2 separate regions of the Homo sapiens genome follow, and region 1 is linked to region 2. Evidence: chromatin loops called from intact Hi-C (ENCODE). Cell type or tissue: psoas muscle. All regions are shown on one strand. Links, peaks and the distances in the headings refer to the core of each region. The heading gives the core; the rest is flanking DNA.

Region 1 (5,000 bases), core at 1-5,000, 77 kb after region 2:
TTGTCCCTGACACATACCCGACAGCTCTGTGAGGAAGTTAGTGGCCCTGGCTGACATGGTCATAGAAGACCCACGAGCCTCACGGACGCCAGGGAAAGTTTAGGGCCCAAAATGGAGGCAGGAGATGGTGCCATGGAAGGAGTAAGGCAGCTGGAGGTTGGGAGAGCCGGGCCCTTGGAAGGCTCGTGGGGATGAAGGTCTTCCCTCCCGTGCCCCCATCACTCTGGCTCTGCAGCCCCTCACTGAGGCTCCTCACCCCCTCCTCTCTGCCAGGCTTGACACAGCCCGTGGAGGACCAGGGGGTCTCCACCCAGCTACTCGCGCCCTCTGGCAGCGTGTGCTTCTCCTACACCGGCACGCCCTGGAAGTTGTTCCTACGCAAGGAGGTGGGCATGAGGGTGGGGCCTTGGCCTGGCCTCTTTGGGCTGGCAGGGAGGCGGCAGGCTTTGTGCATCCCAGCCTGGGACCCCAGCATCCCCTCCCCACAGCCCACCATCTCAAGGCTGATTTTCCAGGCCTGGGAGGGCAGAGGCTTGCTGGGAAGAGGCACCAGACCCACCGATCTTTGCCCTTCTGTGCCCTCCTCCAGGTGTTCTACCCACGGGAGAACTTCAGCCATCCCTACTACCTGAGGCTCCTCTGTGAGCAGGTGAGAGCTGGCCCACCTGCCAGCCTGAGACATCTGCAGAGACAGCATCCTTCGTGCCCTTTGTCTAATGGCTGGGCCAGGTTAACACCACGTAGGGCATGTTGGCAGCCAGCACTGGGGGGCACTTCTGTGTGCCCAGACCTGCCTTCATTGAACCTTCACAACATTCCTGAGAAGTAGGGACCATGGCCAGGTGCGGTGGCTCATGCCTGTAATCCCAGCACTTTGGGAGGCCAAGGCAGGTGGATCATGAGGTCAGGAGTTCGAGACCAGTCTGGCCAACATGGTGAAACTCCATGTCTATTAAAAATACAAAAATCAGGCGTGGTGGCACGCACCTGTAACCCCAGCTACTTGGGAGGCTGAGGCAGGAGAATTGCTTGAACCCGGGAGGCAGAGGTTGTAGTGAGCCGAGATTGTGCCACTGCACTCCCGCCTGGGTGACAGAGCGAGACTGTGTCTCAACAACAACAAGAAGTAGGGACCATTATTCATCTAGTTTTATAGATAAAGTTTAAAAGCAAAGTGCGTACAGTGCACAACACAGGCTCTAGCACACAGTAGGTACTTAATAAATGGTTGTCACTTTGCCACCTCTGAACGCTCCCAGGAGTGAGCCTCTGTTCCCCCTAATTCTGCAGTAGCACCTGCCCCCTGCCCCGAACAATCTTGTATCTGGGCTGATCCAAGGGCAGTTACCACGGGGTCTCTGGGCAGTGAGTGAAAAGGGAGGGCTGGCAGTTGCAGGGGAGGGGACAGGTGAGACGTGTGAATGGAGGTGGCCCAAGCCCTCCATCCCTCCCTGCCCCACCTAGGCCCTCTGCTGAGCACACAGGCCATGGGGGCCAGGGCGCCCTCCATCGGCCTCCTCAGGTTTTCCTTCATGCATGTGGATGGCTGCTCTGGGGGTGGGCTCTGTCTCAGGACCTGGTGGTGACCACCTCGCTCTGCCCCCAGATCCTACGGGACACCTTCTCCGAGTCCTGTATCCGGATTTCCCAGAATGAGCGGCGGAAAATGAAAGACCTGCTGGGTATGGGTCCAGGGACCATGGAGTTGGGAGCTTGAGTGCTGGGGGCCGCGCCTGCCCTGAAGGAGGGAGCAGCATGGGAGCAAACTCTAGAGCCCCCTCTGTGTGAGCAGAGGGCAGCCTGGGTCCTTCCTGCCCACAGGAGGCTTGGAGGTGGACCTGGATTCTCTCACCACCACCGAAGACAGCGTCAAGAAGCGCATCGTGGTGGCCGCTCGGGACAACTGGGCCAATTACTTCTCCCGCTTCTTTCCTGTCTCGGTCAGTGGCGCTGGGGTAGGGAGTAGGGATGCCAGGCCCCCAGCCTGGATCCTGGGGTGCATGGGCACAGACCACAAGCAGGAGAGCCGGGGAGCAGACGCCAGGGGAAGGACAAAGCCCAGCCACTGGCCCTGGGCAGCTCCAGGGCATCTTGGGCAGTAGCAGGACCCAGGAGACTGCCCGAGACCCACCACCTTCCTGTAGGGCGAGAGTGGCAGCGACGTGCAGCTGTTAGCCGTGTCCCACCGTGGGCTGCGACTGCTCAAGGTGACCCAAGGCCCCGGCCTCCGCCCCGACCAGCTGAAGATTCTCTGCTCATACAGGTGCGCTAGCCCACGACCCTGGGCTAGAGGTGGGGGCAGGTGGCAAGGTGACCTCAGTTCATGCCCGATCCCTGCGCAGCTTTGCGGAGGTGCTGGGTGTGGAGTGCCGGGGCGGCTCCACCCTGGAGCTGTCACTGAAGAGCGAGCAGCTGGTGCTGCACACAGCCCGGGCAAGGGCCATCGAGGCGCTGGTTGAGCTATTCCTGAATGAGCTTAAGAAGGTAAGTGTGGGGCACGGGTTGAGAGGCCGGGCAGACAGCCCTCACCGATGCTGCATCTCCCTGTCCGTCTTCCCTGTGGGGGCAGGGGCTGGGAGTTTGGGCCAAATCCCTGGAAGTCTGGGGTGCTAGGTGGAGGGGCAGGCCAGCAGGGGGAGCAGGTGGGCAGGCAGGACAGGGAGGCACAGGCAGACTTGCTGCTCCAGGCCCTCGCCTGCTTGCCCACAGGACTCCGGCTATGTCATCGCCCTGCGCAGCTACATCACTGACAACTGCAGCCTCCTCAGCTTCCACCGTGGGGACCTCATCAAGCTGCTGCCGGTGGCCACCCTGGAGCCAGGTATCGCCAGAGGCCGGCAGGGGCTCACACAGGGAGGGCATCCACTTGGCAGAGGCTGCCCGGGGGCAGAGGGTCCAGTGGGTGAGCCACATCCCTGGGTGCCTTCCAGGCTGGCAGTTTGGCTCTGCCGGGGGCCGTTCCGGACTCTTTCCTGCCGACATAGTGCAGCCGGCTGCCGCTCCCGACTTTTCCTTCTCCAAGGAGCAGAGGAGTGGCTGGCACAAGGGTCAGCTGTCCAACGGGGAACCAGGGCTGGCTCGGTGGGACAGGGCCTCAGAGGTGAGGAAGATGGGAGAGGGACAAGCAGAGGCAAGGCCTGCCTGAGACTGAGGAAGGAAAGGGGTTTGACCACTCCCGAGGCTGCCATGCGGTGGGACCACCCTGCTGTCCGTCTCCTGTGGCTGCCCCTCTGCCCGCTCCTGATGGCTCGCCTTGTCTCTCCAGCAAGACTGTGCACTCCTTGCAGGCAGGGGCTGGGCTGGATGCTGCTCTTGTGTCCCACGTGGTACTTAGTTCAAGGCTGCCCCAGCAGATGCTTAATAAACAGCTCTTCACTTTCCTGGCTTCTGGTCTTGCTCCTTTGGTGTCTGGCTGGGGAGGGATGGGGCTGGGGCAGGACCCCTGGGACAGGGCACTGGACACTCAGGTGGCACCAGGTTTCTTGTGATCCCAGCGCCCTGCCCACCCTTGGAGCCAGGCACACAGTGACGACTCGGAGGCCACCAGCCTGTCCTCTGTGGCCTATGCCTTTCTGCCCGACTCCCACAGCTACACCATGCAGGAATTCGCCCGGCGTTACTTCCGGAGGTCCCAGGCCTTGTGAGTGCACTGGGCCAACCCCTGTGCCTGTCTGTCCTCAGTCTTCCTGAGAGAGAGCACCCTGCTCAGAGCCACTGGGCTGTGCTCTTAGCACTCTCCCTGCCTGGCTGGCTGGGATGAAGGCAGGAGGGCCAAACAAGCTGGGCTGTCTCCCTCTGCCCCCCACAGGCTGGGCCAGACTGATGGAGGTGCCGCAGGAAAGGACACGGACAGCCTGGTGCAGTACACCAAGGTGGGAGAGAGGCAGGGAGGGGTCTGGCCCGTAGATCTGCCCTCTGACCCCCACGGCCCCCCAGACCCATGGCCTCCTCTCTTTGGCCACAGGCTCCCATCCAGGAGTCGCTCCTCAGCCTCAGTGATGATGTGAGCAAGCTGGCTGTAGCCAGCTTCCTGGGTGAGTGGCCACAGGCATCCTGGGTCCCCATGTCTGCAGTGCCATGAACCTGGGTGTCTGGTCCCCTTATCTCCTTGAGCTCTGCCTGGCTCTGTCCCAGTCTGCCAACTCCGGGAAGCTCACTGGTGGTTCCTGGACCCCAGGGCCCTCACCCGCTTCTACTCCCACTCAAGGGTTGTGGGTTGTGTGGAGTCTGGGGTTGGAAGGCAGTCCATGGGTCCAGAGGATGCTATGTGCTGTGTGGGGCCTTGGATACCCAGGAGCCTCAGTTTCCCCATGAGTCGAGCTGCAACCAGCTGCCCTGGCTGGCATCTATGCATTTTGAGAGTGAGGCATCAGATGGCAGGTGAAGGCCCTGCACAGCAACAGCATGAGCCGGGGCCAGCCCCAGCACAGCCCCAGCTATGTGCCCTGTTTCTTATCGTGCCTGCAGCCCTGATGCGGTTTATGGGTGACCAGTCCAAGCCCCGGGGCAAGGATGAGATGGATCTGCTCTATGAACTGCTGAAGGTAAGCCTGGGCTGTGCGACCCCCAGCGCCTGTGCCTGTCCTCCTGTCTGGGCCTGAAGGAGATCCCCTTCTCTTGGTCACTGTCCTTCAAATCATTCCAAAGTATTTACTGAGCACCCATTGCGTGCAGGGGGGTGTGGCTGTGAAGCCAACAGGCTAAGTCTCTGCAGTGCTTACAATGAGATAACTTATGTGTCTGGGAGTGAGAGGTCACTGGAGAGTAAGAATGCAGGGAAGGGGCTGCTGCAGTGGAGAAGGCTTTGTGGCAGAAGCCTTCCTACAGGGAGGGAAGGAGTGAGCACGGGGTGACAGAGAAGGGCAGGCAACAGTTCAGATGTGGGGGGAAGCCTCGGCACCATCACGCACCGGGACCAGCGTGGCTGAGCCTAGTGAGCTGCAGGGAGAACGGAGGATGAGGATGGGGAGCGGATGGTGGGTCCAGGCCACCACAGGCCT
Region 2 (12,643 bases), core at 4,325-9,324:
GAGGCTGGTCTGGTGACAGGCAGGAGTGGAGACTGAGGTTGGATGGCCTTTAGAAGTTAGTGGGGTGGAGAAGGTTTTCCTGAGAAGCCTCATCTCAGAGGTGGCGCTCTGGCTAGGTGGCAACCCCAGTGACCATTTCTGGTGTTAGACTTGAGGACTTGGGGGGCTCCTCAGCCTGTGGGCTCCTGAACTTGTCTCTTCTCCACATTCCTCCCAGGTGTGTCACTTAAGTGCACAGCACCTGAGAGTTTGCCAAGCCCGCTCCCTGGCCCTGCTTTAAAGCCTCGGGACGATGGAATAGAAAAGTCCTTTCTACTCAGGACCCTGAAACCCAAGGTTGCACAGCTAGTCCCACCTGCCTGTCTCCCCGCCTTTCCGGGCCTAACTATTCCGTGTCTCTAGGGGGTACCTCTCCCCACTCAGGTTGCGGTGGCTGGAGAGGAGCCCACGCCTGGTGAGCACCGGAACATTCCACCAGCAGGACAGGGCTGGACCCACCCTCCCGCCTGACCATGCCTGGGGCCTCTTTCCTTCTCTCTTTGATCCTCTTATCCACCCTGCCTAGGAGGCAGATAAACAAAAAGGAGAAAAAAGAATCACCACTAATCCCATAACCCTTCCGAGTACATTGTCAAATATAGGGATTTTTAATAGATTCTACCTGACTCTTGGATTCTTTGTACATATAGTCCCATGCCATGAAATGGTCTTTTCTCCATTTATTTATTTATTTATTTACTTTTTGAGATGGAGTCTTTCTCTGTCACCCAGGCTGGAGTGCAGTGGCGCTATCTGGGCTCACTGCAACTTCCACCTCCCGAGTTCAAGCAGTTCTCCTGCCTCAGCCTCCCAAGTAGCTGGGGTTACAGGCACCCACCACCATGCCCGGCTAATTTTTTTTAGTAGAGACGGGGTTTTGGCATGTTGGCCAGGCTGCTCGCAAACTCCTGACCTCAAGTGATCCACCCGCCTCGGCCTCCCAAAGTGTTGGGATTACAGACGTGAGCCACAGCGCCCGGCCCTTTTATTCCTTTTAATGACTGGAAGCCTTTTGTCATAGGCCTGAGCACACTTCACCCATCCCCTGTTGTGGGCCATTTAGGTTGCTTCTGATTTTTTCTGACAGCTTAATAAACAGCACATCAAGGCCAGGAGACATGCATGAGCCTGGGAGGCTGTCCCTGTCCACCATGGTTTCAATGGATCATTTTATCCTAAGGTGTGTTTCTTCCCCATCTGAACCCATCTTGACCATTCTCAGGACTCTGAGATAAAATGGTCCCTTTACCCCTTAGGATAAAATGATCCCAGGCTGGGTGCGGTGGCTCACGCCTATAATCCTAGCACTTTGTGGGGCCGAGGTGGGCAGATCACTTGAGATCAGGAGTTCGAGACCAGCCTGGCCAATATGGTGAAAACCACAGCTCTACTAAAAATAACAAAAAAATTAGCCAGGCATGGTGGTGGACACCTGTAATTCCAGCTACTTGGGAGGCTGAGGCAGGAGAATTGCTTGAACCTGGGAAACACAGTTGCAGTGAGCTAAGATTACACCACTGCACTTCAGCCTGGGCGACAGAGCGAGACTCCATCTCCAAAAAAAAAAAATCCCTTAAAACCATGGTGGACAGGGACAGCCTCCCAGCCTCCTAGGACTCGGAGAATGGTCAGGATGGGTTCAGATGGGAAGGCTTTTTGGAAGGTGACCTTTTTTTTTTTTTTTTTTTGAGACAGTCTCTCTCTGTTGCCCCGGCTGTATTACAGTGGCACAATCTCGATTCACTGCAGCCTCCGCCTCCTGGGTTCAAGCAATTCTCCTGCCTCAGCCTCCTGAGTAGTTGGGACCACATGGTGCCCGTCACCATACCTGGCTAATTTTTTGTCTTTTTAGTAGAGATGAGGTTTTGCTGTGTTGGCCAAGCTAGTCTCAAACTCCTGGCCTCAAGTGATCAGCCCGCCTTGGCCTCCCAAACTGCTGGGATTACAGGCGTGAGCCACCTCGCCCAGCCTGGAAGGGGGGCCGGGCTGATTGAGGGGGCAAGAAGGTATTTCAGACAGAGAATGGCAGGGACCATAGTGAATGGGGCCAGGGTGGGGCTGAGTAGATGGAGCAGCCAACAGGGCCAAGGAGAGAGGGCCAGTGACATGGAGGAGGGAACGGGGGGTGGGCAGGCCCCATCAGGTCCCTGCCTAGGACAGCTCAGGAGGCCCACTTTGTCATCTCTCTCATGTCATCTGCACAGATCTCTGCATTGGGCCCCCCACTTGTCTTCATCCTGAAACATAGAAGCCTCTCTCATCTTGAGGCTTTGCAGCTGTTGTTCCTTCTGCCTAACACACTGTGCCCCAAGTTGTCTGTGGCTGGCCCCTTCCCACCAGTCAGTCTCAGTGGAGACCTCGCCTCCTCTGTTCATTCATTCATTCAACAGATAACGAGTGAGGACTCGCTGTGTGCACTCGGATACAGCAGTGAATAAAAGGACAAAAGGTCTTGAATGGGAAAAAGAAAGCTGCTGCTTGTGGGGGATTCCACAGGTAATCAACAAGATTAATAAGTAAGCTATTCAGTGTGTCCAAACGTGGCCAGGTCCAAGGAGAAAAGCGGTGCAGGGAGGGAGAGAGAACATCCCAGGAGATTGCAGCTTCAGGTCGGGGAGGGCGTGAAGGTATCTGGAGGAAAGTGACCCAGGCAGTAGGAACAGGGAACGCACAGGCTCTGACAAGGGAATGGTCACTGAGACCTGTTGGCCACCAAAGCCTAGTTGCTGGATCTTCGCATCCTCTTTTTCTTTCTTTTTCTTTTTTTTAGAAACAAGAGTCTCGCTCTGTGGCCCAGGCTGGAGTGCAGTGGTACAGTCATAGCTCACAGCAGCCTCAAACTCCTGGGCTCCACTGATCTTCCCGCCTCAGCCTCCCAAGTAGCTGGGACCACAGGTGCTTGACACCATGCCTGGCTAATCCTTTTTGTTTGTTTTGAGACAGAGTTTCGCTCTGTCACCTAGGCTAGAGTACAGTGGTGGGTTCATAGCTCACTGCAGCCTCAACTTCCCAGGCTCAGCAATCCTTCCACCTTAGCCTTTTGAGTGGCTGGGACCACAGGTGCATGCCACCATGCCCAGCTAATTTTGTTTTTATTATTTTTAGAGATAGGGTCTCCCTATGTTGCCCTGGCTGGTCTTGAACTCCTGAGCTCAAGTGATCCTCCCACCGTAGCCTCCCAAAGTGGATTACAAGCATGAGCCACTGTGCCCAGCCCTCCTTTCTTTTCAAAATTTTTATTGTTCCATGTAAATTTGAAAAAATGTCCTTTCCTTTTTTTTTTAGAGACAGGGTCTCACTATGTTGCCCAGGCTGGTCGTCTCCAGCTCCTAGGCTCAAGTGATCCTCCCACCTTGGCCTCCCAAAGTGCTGGGATTATAGGAGTGAGCCACCGTGCCCAGCCCATCTCTTTTTTTTGATCAGAGATAGTCCTGACCTCTGTCAGAAATCATCCCATTTTCTGGTTACTTTTTTTTTTTTTTTTTTATACAGAATTTCACTCCGTCACCCAGACTGGAGTGCAGTGGTGCGATCTCAGCTCACTGTAACCTCCACCTCCCAGGTTCAAGTGATTCTCCTGCCTCAGCCTCCTGAGTAGCTGAAACTACAGGAGCACACTACCAGACTCAGTTAATTTTTGTATTTTTAGTAGAGACGGGGTTTCACCATGTTGACCCAGGCTGGTCTCGAACTCCTGACCTCAAGTGATCCACCCGCCTCGGCCTCCCAGAGTGCTGGGATTACAGGTGTGAGTTACTGCGGCTGGTTGGAAATCATCCCATTTTCTGATTTGTGTCCTGTGAAGTGTCTGTTGCTCCCCTGTCACTGCTGTATCCCTTTCCTAGGACAGTGTCTGCTCCATGCCAAGCTCTTGCTCCTTCTACAGGATCTGTGTGGGAGGGAGTGCCATCCCCCTTTACAGAGGAGCTGTCTCTGGAGGCCATGTGGCTTGGGGGAGCTATGCGGTGCTGTGATGGTGAGCCCTGGCCTGTTGGCCCCTAGCCCAGGGCTCTTTCCCTTACAACCCCTGGCTCCCTCCAGGAATGGGCTGAGTAGGCAGGATCTGTTCATACCAGGCGTCTCTAGGCCTGGCTTCCTGAAGTTTCTCTGCAGAGAACCTGCTTGTCTGGGGTGGGGAGCTGAGGAGCCACCTGGAGGTGAGGCCCGCCAGGTCTAGACCAGCCCCCTCTTCAAGGAAGCGTGGTGCTTTTCCATGCCTTGACCTGGGCAGTGGGTTGATTGGAGTGAGGGGATACCATGCCCACCCTGCCTTGGTCCTCCTGGCTCCATCACCCCATGCCCATGAGGTCCCAGCCCCGTGTGGGAAGAGCAGCAGGTCCACACAAGGCCACCAGCCCTGCCCAGCCAGACCTCGCCAGCACCCTGTCAGCAGCGGCCAGTCCCCAGGCCCCAGACTGCCGGGTCGGCTCTGAGCTGCCAGCATCTGGGAGCGTGTCTGTGCGTGTCCCTGCCTCTTAATTGCAAGGGTGTCATTGGGCATCCTTTGTTCTGTATTATCCATCCATCACTGCTACCCACAGCCCTTCTGACTTGGGGTCCAGTCCGAGTTCTGCCGCTTCCTACTTGGTGACCTTGACAGGGTGTTTTGCTGCTGTGGTCTGTTTCCTTGCCTGTCTAGTGGGGACGTTCTGCTTACCTTTCAGATGGCTTCCCAGATCAGGGTGGTGTGAGGGGCTCCACGCTCACAAACTCACACAGTGCCAAGGAAAGGAGATGGCCAGGACATTCAGCGACCCATGACTGTGACTCTCTGGATGCTGGGGTTTAGGGAGGATTTTCTTGTCTGTATTTGGTTTTTCTACAATGGGCACAGATTACTTGAGCAAAATGTTTTAAATGGAATAGGATGCAGAGGGTCTGGTACACTCACTCCCTACTGCACAGCAGGTGCCCCAGGGAGCATTTGGGTGGGTGGGTGGTGCTCAGTGTCCACGCCCTCCTGATGCCATTGCTACACCCTGTCTTCCTCCTTCCTACTGGCACCTCCTCCCAGCCCCCAGTTCTGCCTTGTCACTTTTAAGCCTGTGTGGAGTCTTTGGCACGGATGGCCCTGTGCCCTCTTGTCCCCTCCCTGGAGTCTGCAGGCAGTGGTCACTCTCCAGGGAGCCCCCACCAAGCTTCCTCTGACTTCTGACCCAGTGACCTTGGCCTGGGCCCCGGGTGGGGGTGTGAGCCCTCCAGGAGTCCAACTGGTTTATGAGTGTGAGCTGCCCTCCCCCAGGCTGCAATGCTGGGCCAGCAGATCTGGGTGTCCCCTCACTTCCATTCCAGAAGCCCTTGGGGCTTTCCCAGCCGGTGCCTGTTCTCTGAACCCCCTTGGGACCTTGGATCAAGTGGGCCCTAGGAGTTTCCCGGCCACCTGCTCTTCCCCAGCAAAGTGGGATCCCCACCTCTGGTCTGACTCCTCCAAAATGTGAAGGCAGGAACATCCCGGAATGACCCCCTTTTTCAGTTTCCCCAGAAGGTGACAGCGCTCTGGGGGCTGGTTCCTGGTATTCGGTTTTGAGATAACTGACCGTGCAGATCCTTTCACTCAAGGGGGATGTGGCTCTGCTTTTTTTTTTTTTTTTTTTTTTTTTTTTTTTGAGATACTGTTTTTGCTCTGTTGCCCAGGCCGGAGTGCAATGGCCTGATCTTGGCTCACTGCAACCTCCGCCTCTTGGGTTCTAGCAATTCTCCTGCCTTAGCCTTCCAAGTAGCTGGGATTACAGGCGTCTGCCACCACACTCGGCTAACTTTTTGTATTTTTAGTAGAGACGAGGTTTCACCATGTTGGCCAGGCTGGTCTCAAACTCTTGACCTGAGGTGATCCACCTGCCTCCGCCTCCCAAAGTGCTGGGATTACAAGACTGCCATTTTTTACAGTGCGATTTTGTAAAATCGGGTCACCCTCCCAGCACAGCAAGCCCTCGGTTCCTCTGCCCGAAGACACCCCCAACTCTGCCACGCACGTTACCTACCTTCTCCCACGCTGCCCAGATTACATGGGATCCTATCATATGCAAAGTCCTGACCTGATGGTTAATTTTTGCCACCTCCCAAGAACGCGAAATCCTTCAAACCTCAGCTTAGATACCTTCTTCTCGAAGGTATCTAAGCTGCCTCCCACTTCGGGCCAGGTGTTCCCTCTCCCTCCTGCAGTCAAAGCACTCAACACTGGGCTGCCCTGTCTCTACCTGTCCCTGCCTGGAGCACGCGCCTCCAGGGTGCGGCCTGGATCTGCTTCCTTCCCCCATCCTGCTGGGAGTGGACGGAGCTGTGCCCAGGGTCTGTGTTTCCCAAGGACGGGCCTTGCTGTCCTGTGGTCAGCAGGAGGCTGAGCTACTGGAAGCCAGAAGCTGGAGCACAGAGGCTCCTTCCCCTTCCCCCAAGGATAATCCAGAAATGGTTTCCCCTTGGGCTGGGAATGGATTCTATGGTGGGCGGAGAGTTTAGGGGCCTTGAGCTGGTTTCTTTATTGGGAGCAGATTCCTCCTGATTATTCTCCACTAGGGCCCGTGGGAAAGAGAACCTTTCTGAGCACAGCCCATGAGCGCACAGGGAAGCTGGACTGGGGCTAGCCAGAGAGAGGGGAGGGGACCGGCAGAGACCCCAGGCACGGTGGCATGGGCCAGCACCCCCTGACCGAGTGCTCTGTGCCACCCGTGCCCACTTGAGTTTCTCATGGCTGTGGCTGGTTGGAGAGGCTGAGGCCGAGAGTCCCTGGACAGCCTTCCCCGAGGTCAGAAGGAGGAAGCATCTGCCCGGTGCCCTGGCCTGGAGTCACTGCAGGCCTCTCCCCTGCCCCGACTTGGGCTCTGATCTGGGAAGGATGGCCTTGGTGTTTCTACCTTCCACAAGACTTTGGAGGAAGAGGCTTGCGAAGTTTCCCTTTCTGCTTAGCTGGAGTTTCATGGTTTCTCAGAAAACAGGTTAACAATTAAGCTAATTAACCTCAGGGCCCGCCGGCCCTCCTTGTGCTTATAAAGCCAGGCTAAATGGCTTCCTCCCCCAGCTTTTCCTACCCCCATTATAAGGCCACAGGTGGTGACAGCCTTCAGCCCTGAGGTGGGCCGGCCTCTAGATCTGAGCGTGGGGAAGCCAGGGTGCATGGGCGGTCACTGTGAAGCTGGCCTGGCCCCGGGGTGGCAGCCTACTGGACTTGGAGAGAGAGGCCCTGCTCCACCTGTTTGGGCCGGGCCTAATCGATACCTGAGTGCCAGGACAGACCCCTGCAGCTCCTTCTGTTTCTCCAGGTCTCCAGTGGGGGCTGCAGACTAAGCAAAATGAGGCGGTTCCTGAGGCCAGGGCATGACCCTGTGCGGGAGAGGCTCAAGCGGGACCTGTTCCAGTTTAACAAGGTAAGTTAGGGAGAGCAGGGAAGATGACCCCCAGGTTTTCGGCCAAGCAGCTCAGGCTGGGGCTGAGGCACCTCTTACCTGGATTAAGGTATAGCTCTTATGTGACTGCCTGCAGTGCCTCTTGGGACTCAGACTTTGGAAATGGGGCCTGGTTAAAGGGCTTTTATAGAAAAGGGGAATAGGTTGCCCTCATGAGTTGGGACTTCTCATCTGAAGGCTTTCACTGGCTGTGTGACCTCTGCAAGTCACTCCACCTCATGGAGCCTCAGTTTCCCTACCTGTATCATGGGAATAAAACGATCTGCCATGTCTACCTCGGCACAGGGTTGTCAAGGAGGTTTAGGGACGTGGGAGATGAAAGGATGAACTCTTCAGGGGGTGATAATGTTCCAGGTCCCTTGGGGCCCTGGAGTCACAGGCCATGGCTGTTTCTCCCTTCTCAAATTGCCCCTGAAGGAAAATGCAGCTCCCCTGCAGGCTGAACACGTGATTCCTTCTGGCTCCGGCCGGGGTGAGTGGGGAGAGGTGCCCAGGAGAATGAGCCGGAGTTGGCCTCGGACTACCCCAATCCCAAACCTGTATCCGGGGTACCAGAAGGCCCACGGGGCTTCCCTTCAGGAGTCTGGGGCCTGAGAAGGTCAGGACGGGCCTGTACGCAGGAGGCGTGCAGTGTGGCTCTTCAGCTCCCGGGCCACCAAGCAGTGTGGGGCCTTGTGAGGTAATGATCTTCTCACCTCTGCTTTGCGCCTCTGCTGGGAAGGTGGGCTGCAGGAACTGGGACACTGTGATCCTCTTCCCCCGGGGAGCCAGGACCCTCCCAATATGCTGAGGGCAGGACATGTGGCTTTCGTTGGGGGCTTCCGTTTGGGCTCCCCTGCCCCCGAAAGGAAGCAGTGGATGTGAGACCAGACAGTCTGGAAAAGGGATGTCTCCCTGTGGAGAATGAGGAAGTCTCTTTGGTTGTATTTTTGTTATTGATTTGAGAACTGTAGAAGTCAGCTTGCCCAGGTGCAAACCCAACTTTGCCACATAGAAGCTGGATGGCCGTGTGCCTGTCGCCCACACCATAGGCTTGTTAAGGGCGTACGTGGGGTGAGGTAACTTAAGTGCTAGGCACAGTGGCCCAGGAATGCTGGCTGCTGCTGTGGGCTGGAGGGGATCTCCGTGACCTCCCTGTTGGGAGAGGTGGGTCGTGGGGTGGAGGGACCTCCCTGACCTCCCCGTTGGGAGAGGTGGGTCAGCGCTCCCAATGTGCCCTGCCATTTCTCTCTGTGTTTCTTAGCCTGTGGGAGGAGTTGGTGTCCCTGATGGAGCTTTGCCACGAGGACATTTGCCTCTGGAATTAGGGCTTTCCTATCCCAACGTGCCTCCTGCCAGCTCGCTTTTGGGCCTTGGGATATGGGGGTGCAGGTGTTGGGAATGGGAGATCTCAGGACACCTACAGCCTGCTACCCTTGCTCTGGAGGGAGTAGCCTATGGGTGCTGGGTCTCAAAGCTTCGGTGTCCACGGGAGATGGAAGGGAACTGAGTGACCCCCATCTGCCTCCAGTCTTTCGCTTTGAAAAGGTGGCAGAAACCTGACAGGCTCAGCAAATAGGGCTGAACACCCCCCTACCCCTGCCCCCTTGCACCAAGTTCTGTCTGTGCAGCTGAGTGAGGCTAGGGTGGAGCTGGGGCAAGGAGTTGTCCCTTCTTCTTTCCCCTATCCCCCAGGGGTGATCCCCAAACTTGATTGTCCCACTCCCAGGCCTGGGGGTGGCAGAGGGAGGCTCCTGGGTCTCCTGCTCTGCCTTCTTCTTTCCATTCATATGCAAGAAGCATGCATTGAGCACTTACTGGATCCACAGCCCAAGGCTCAGGGCTATGGGAATCTGATTAGGCCTCTGCCCTCCACTTTTACAGTCTGCAGGAGGGAGGAGGCTGATGGCCTGAAATTTCAGGCCTTGGAAGTGGAGAGGAGGAAGGGGAGAGCCCAGGGGATTCAGGAGCGGGGTAGACTCATCCGGCTCGGGGAGTGTGGTGGGGCCAGCAGGGTGGGATTGGAGGATGAGGCCAGATCCCAGAGGATTTGGGATCCCGTCTGCCCTGCCCCTCCCCAGCCCAGGCTGTGAAGCAGGGAGGCTGCTGGTATCTGGGCCTGATCTGACCCTGCGGCTCCAGGGGTTGTGAGCAAGGGAGTGAATAGTGGTCCCATTTACAATGTAGGAAAGATAAACCTGGAGATGTTTTTACCCTTTGGGCAAGGCAGGTAAGCTCAGAGCAGTTAGGAGACATTGCCCCGACTAAGATAGGTGACAGCCCAGAAGGAAGGGACTGGAAGCCCAGCCAGTGGGGATGGGAACGAGGCATGAATTGAGCAGGGTTTCTCAACTTCAGCACTCACAGATGATATTTGAGGCTGGCTGTGCTGCGGAGGCTGTCCTGTGCGTTGTAGATTATTTAGCAGTGTCCCTAGTCCTACCCACTAGATGCCAGTAGCACATACATACACACACAGCCTGTCAAGATGTGACAACCAAGAATGTTTCCTGAGGGGTAAAATCGCTCCTGGTTTGAGACCCATGGAATAGAGAACTATTCAGGGCTGAGATCTGCTGATGGGGCAGTAAAGAGGGAGGGGATGGGGAGGGGAGGCGGGTGTGCAGGATGACCGTGAAGTCTCTGACCTGGGTAGGTGGTGGTGCCAGGCCTTGGGAGGGGGAGCCCAGGCCAGGAGTGGCGAAGAACAGATTTGAGGAAAAGTAATGTATTTTGATCGTTTTGATTTGGACACAATCGCAACAACAGTGCTCTCCATTTTTGGAGAGGCAGCTTGCCCAGAGGTGAGTGGTGCCGACTGCCCGGCTCGCCAGCTGTGTGACCTTGAGCAGGTCACATGCCTCTGAGATAATGATAATCAGAGCCACTCCATCCATAGAGTTGGTGTGAGGACTACATGAGTTCCTGCACGAATCGAAGGCCACGTCTGGCTGGCGGCTGCAGTGTCCGGCAGCATCGTTCTGTGGTGGGTGTCATGTGGCTTGAGGTTGAGTTGGGGGAGCCTTGGGACAGGCCCAGCAGACAGGCGGAGGGCAGGTCCAGCAGACAGGCGGAGGGCAGGTCCAGCAGACAGGCGGAGGGCAGGTCCAGCAGACAGGCGGAGGGCAGGTCCAGCAGACAGGCGGAGGGCAGGTCCAGCAGACAGGCGGAGGGCAGGTCCAGCAGACAGACGGAGGGCAGGTCCAGCAGACAGGCGGAGGGCAGGTCCAGCAGACAGGCGGAGGGCAGGTCCAGCAGACAGACGGAGGGCAGGTCCAGCAGACAGGCGGAGGGCAGGTCCAGCAGACAGGCGGAGGGCAGGTCCAGCAGACAGGCGGAGGGCAGGTCCAGCGGACGGTGGGATACCCAGGGCTGGAGCCTGGAGCGGCACGTGGGCTGTTGGTGTAGGCGAGGGTCAGGCCCCAGACAGTGTTCATGCTGGCAACTCAGGTCATCTCTTCCAGTGGTCCTGGAAGGCCAGTCTGCTGGGTACTGTGACAGCTGGGACAGTGGCGCCATCACAGCTCGACCCCAGGTGGCTTGTAGACACTGGCTTCTGAACCAGTTCTGGCCTTTTTGTCCAACACCTTTTGGCTCAACTCCTTTATACCCACACCAAGCCCGATGCCTCAAAGAGAGCAAGGACATCGCCCCGGGGGTCCTGAGAGGGAGACGTCTTGTTTCTTTGGCTTCAGTACTTCCAGAGGATCTGTGATTGCGAACAGTCTCTGAACTCTGCCAGGAACTGGCTGTCAGAGCGGTAACTCCAGTTCACCGAGGGCTATGTGCCAGGCATCAGAGGGGCCAGGTAGTGGTTAGGGGCAGGGACTTTGCAGCCACATGACCTGGGTCTAGATGCGGGCTCTGATGCTTCCTCACTGTGTAAGACACAGTGGACGCATTACTTAGCCTCTCTGTTCTTTAGTTTCCTCATCTGTAAAATGGGCATTGTAGGGGAGCAAAAACTGGCTTCCCTCCAGCCTTCTAGGTTCTTTGGCTGGGCTATGAATTAAATTGACGAGAGGCGGGGCGCAGTGGCTCATGCCTGTAATCCCAGCACTTTGGGAGGCTGAGGTGGGTGGATCACTTGAGGTCTGAAGTTAGAGACCAGCCTGGCCAACATGGCGAAACCCCATCTCTACTAAAAATACAAAAATCAGTTGGGTGTGGTGGCACACGCCTGTAGTCTCAGCTACTAGGGAGGCTGGGGCAAGAGAATCAGTTGAACCCTGGAGGCGGAGATTGCAGTGAGCCGAGATCATGCCACTGCACTCTAGCCTGGGTGACAGAGTGAGACCCTGTCTCAAAAAAAAAAAAAATGAGGACTGGGGTGGAATGTGACCAGGTTACAGGAAGGTGAGGGGAGGAAGTGTAGGTGAATGAAGGTTGTCTTGTTATGCAGAGAAGGTCCTGGGTAATAAAAGTTGCCTTGGAGCAGCCTTCTTCCTGATACAGATATGGATTGAGCATACATGATCAGAAAATCTGATATCCGAAATGCTCCAAAATCTGAGTTTTTGAAGTGCCAACATGACACTGAAAGGGAATGCTCACTGGAGCGTTTCAGATTTTGAAAGTTTGGATTTGGGATGCTCGACCGGTAAGTATAATGCAAATATTCCGAAACCCAAAAGATTCTGAAATCTAAAACCCTCTATTCGCAATCATTTTAGATGAGGGATATTCCGCCTGTACTTGACTAATGTAGCTTTCCTTTGTGGATGTAAATTTATTTTACAGAAGGACAATTTTTTTTTTCCTTTTTTTTTTTTTTTTGGACGGAGTTTAGCTCTTGTTGCCCGGGCTGGAGTGCAATGGTACCATCTCAGCTCACTGCAACCTCTGCCTCCCGGGTTCAAGGGATTCTCCAGCCTCAGCCTCCCACATAGCTGGGATTACAGGCATGTGCCACCACGCCCGGCTAAAGGACAGCTTTTCAGAGCTACTCCCATGTCTGCACTTTCTGAGAATAACCAGCTCAAAGTATGCCAAAGAAGTGGCCGGGCGCCGTGTCTCCTGCCTGCAATGCCAGCAGTTTGGGAGGCTGAGGCAGGTAGATCACCTGAGGTCAGGAGTTCGAGATCAGCCTAGCCGGGCATGGTGGCGCACACCTGTAATCCCAGCTACTTGAGAGGCTGAGGCAGGAGAATCACTTGAACCTGGGAGGCGGAGGTTGCAGTGAGCCAAGATCGCGCCATTGCACTCCAGCCTGGGTGACAGAGTGA

Evidence for each region. Hi-C counts contacts between places; a loop is a spot of excess contacts. Peaks named below come from ENCODE experiments on the same cell type or tissue, not always from the same donor. Only the 100,000 strongest peaks of a DNase experiment are listed, where the experiment ranks them.
Region 1: a loop joins it to region 2, with 2.2 times the contacts of the local background. A loop is called at or near these places in 3 of 110 quality-filtered maps.

What each region holds. Positions count from the first base shown.
Region 1 is chr17:75,617,537-75,622,536 of GRCh38, forward strand. It overlaps MYO15B (myosin XVB), which reads left to right. Exons shown (of 64, transcript NM_001395058.1): 42 at 274-386; 43 at 590-649; 44 at 1,607-1,682; 45 at 1,822-1,940; 46 at 2,145-2,263; 47 at 2,343-2,484; 48 at 2,710-2,821; 49 at 2,931-3,100; 50 at 3,495-3,640; 51 at 3,809-3,872; 52 at 3,965-4,034; 53 at 4,468-4,544. Among named protein-coding and RNA genes, the nearest start is that of SMIM5, 13 kb to the right of the region's middle. In psoas muscle, for the core only: no CTCF peak of the experiment used is centred there; a DNase peak (open chromatin) is centred at 2,692.
Region 2 is chr17:75,536,102-75,548,744 of GRCh38, forward strand. LLGL2 (LLGL scribble cell polarity complex component 2) reads left to right here. Exons shown (of 26, transcript NM_001031803.2): 2 at 7,296-7,400. The coding sequence starts at 7,326. Among named protein-coding and RNA genes, the nearest start is that of LLGL2, 17 kb to the left of the region's middle. RefSeq lists enhancers at 5,427-6,244, 8,605-9,407. In psoas muscle, for the core only: no CTCF peak of the experiment used is centred there; no DNase peak of the experiment used is centred there.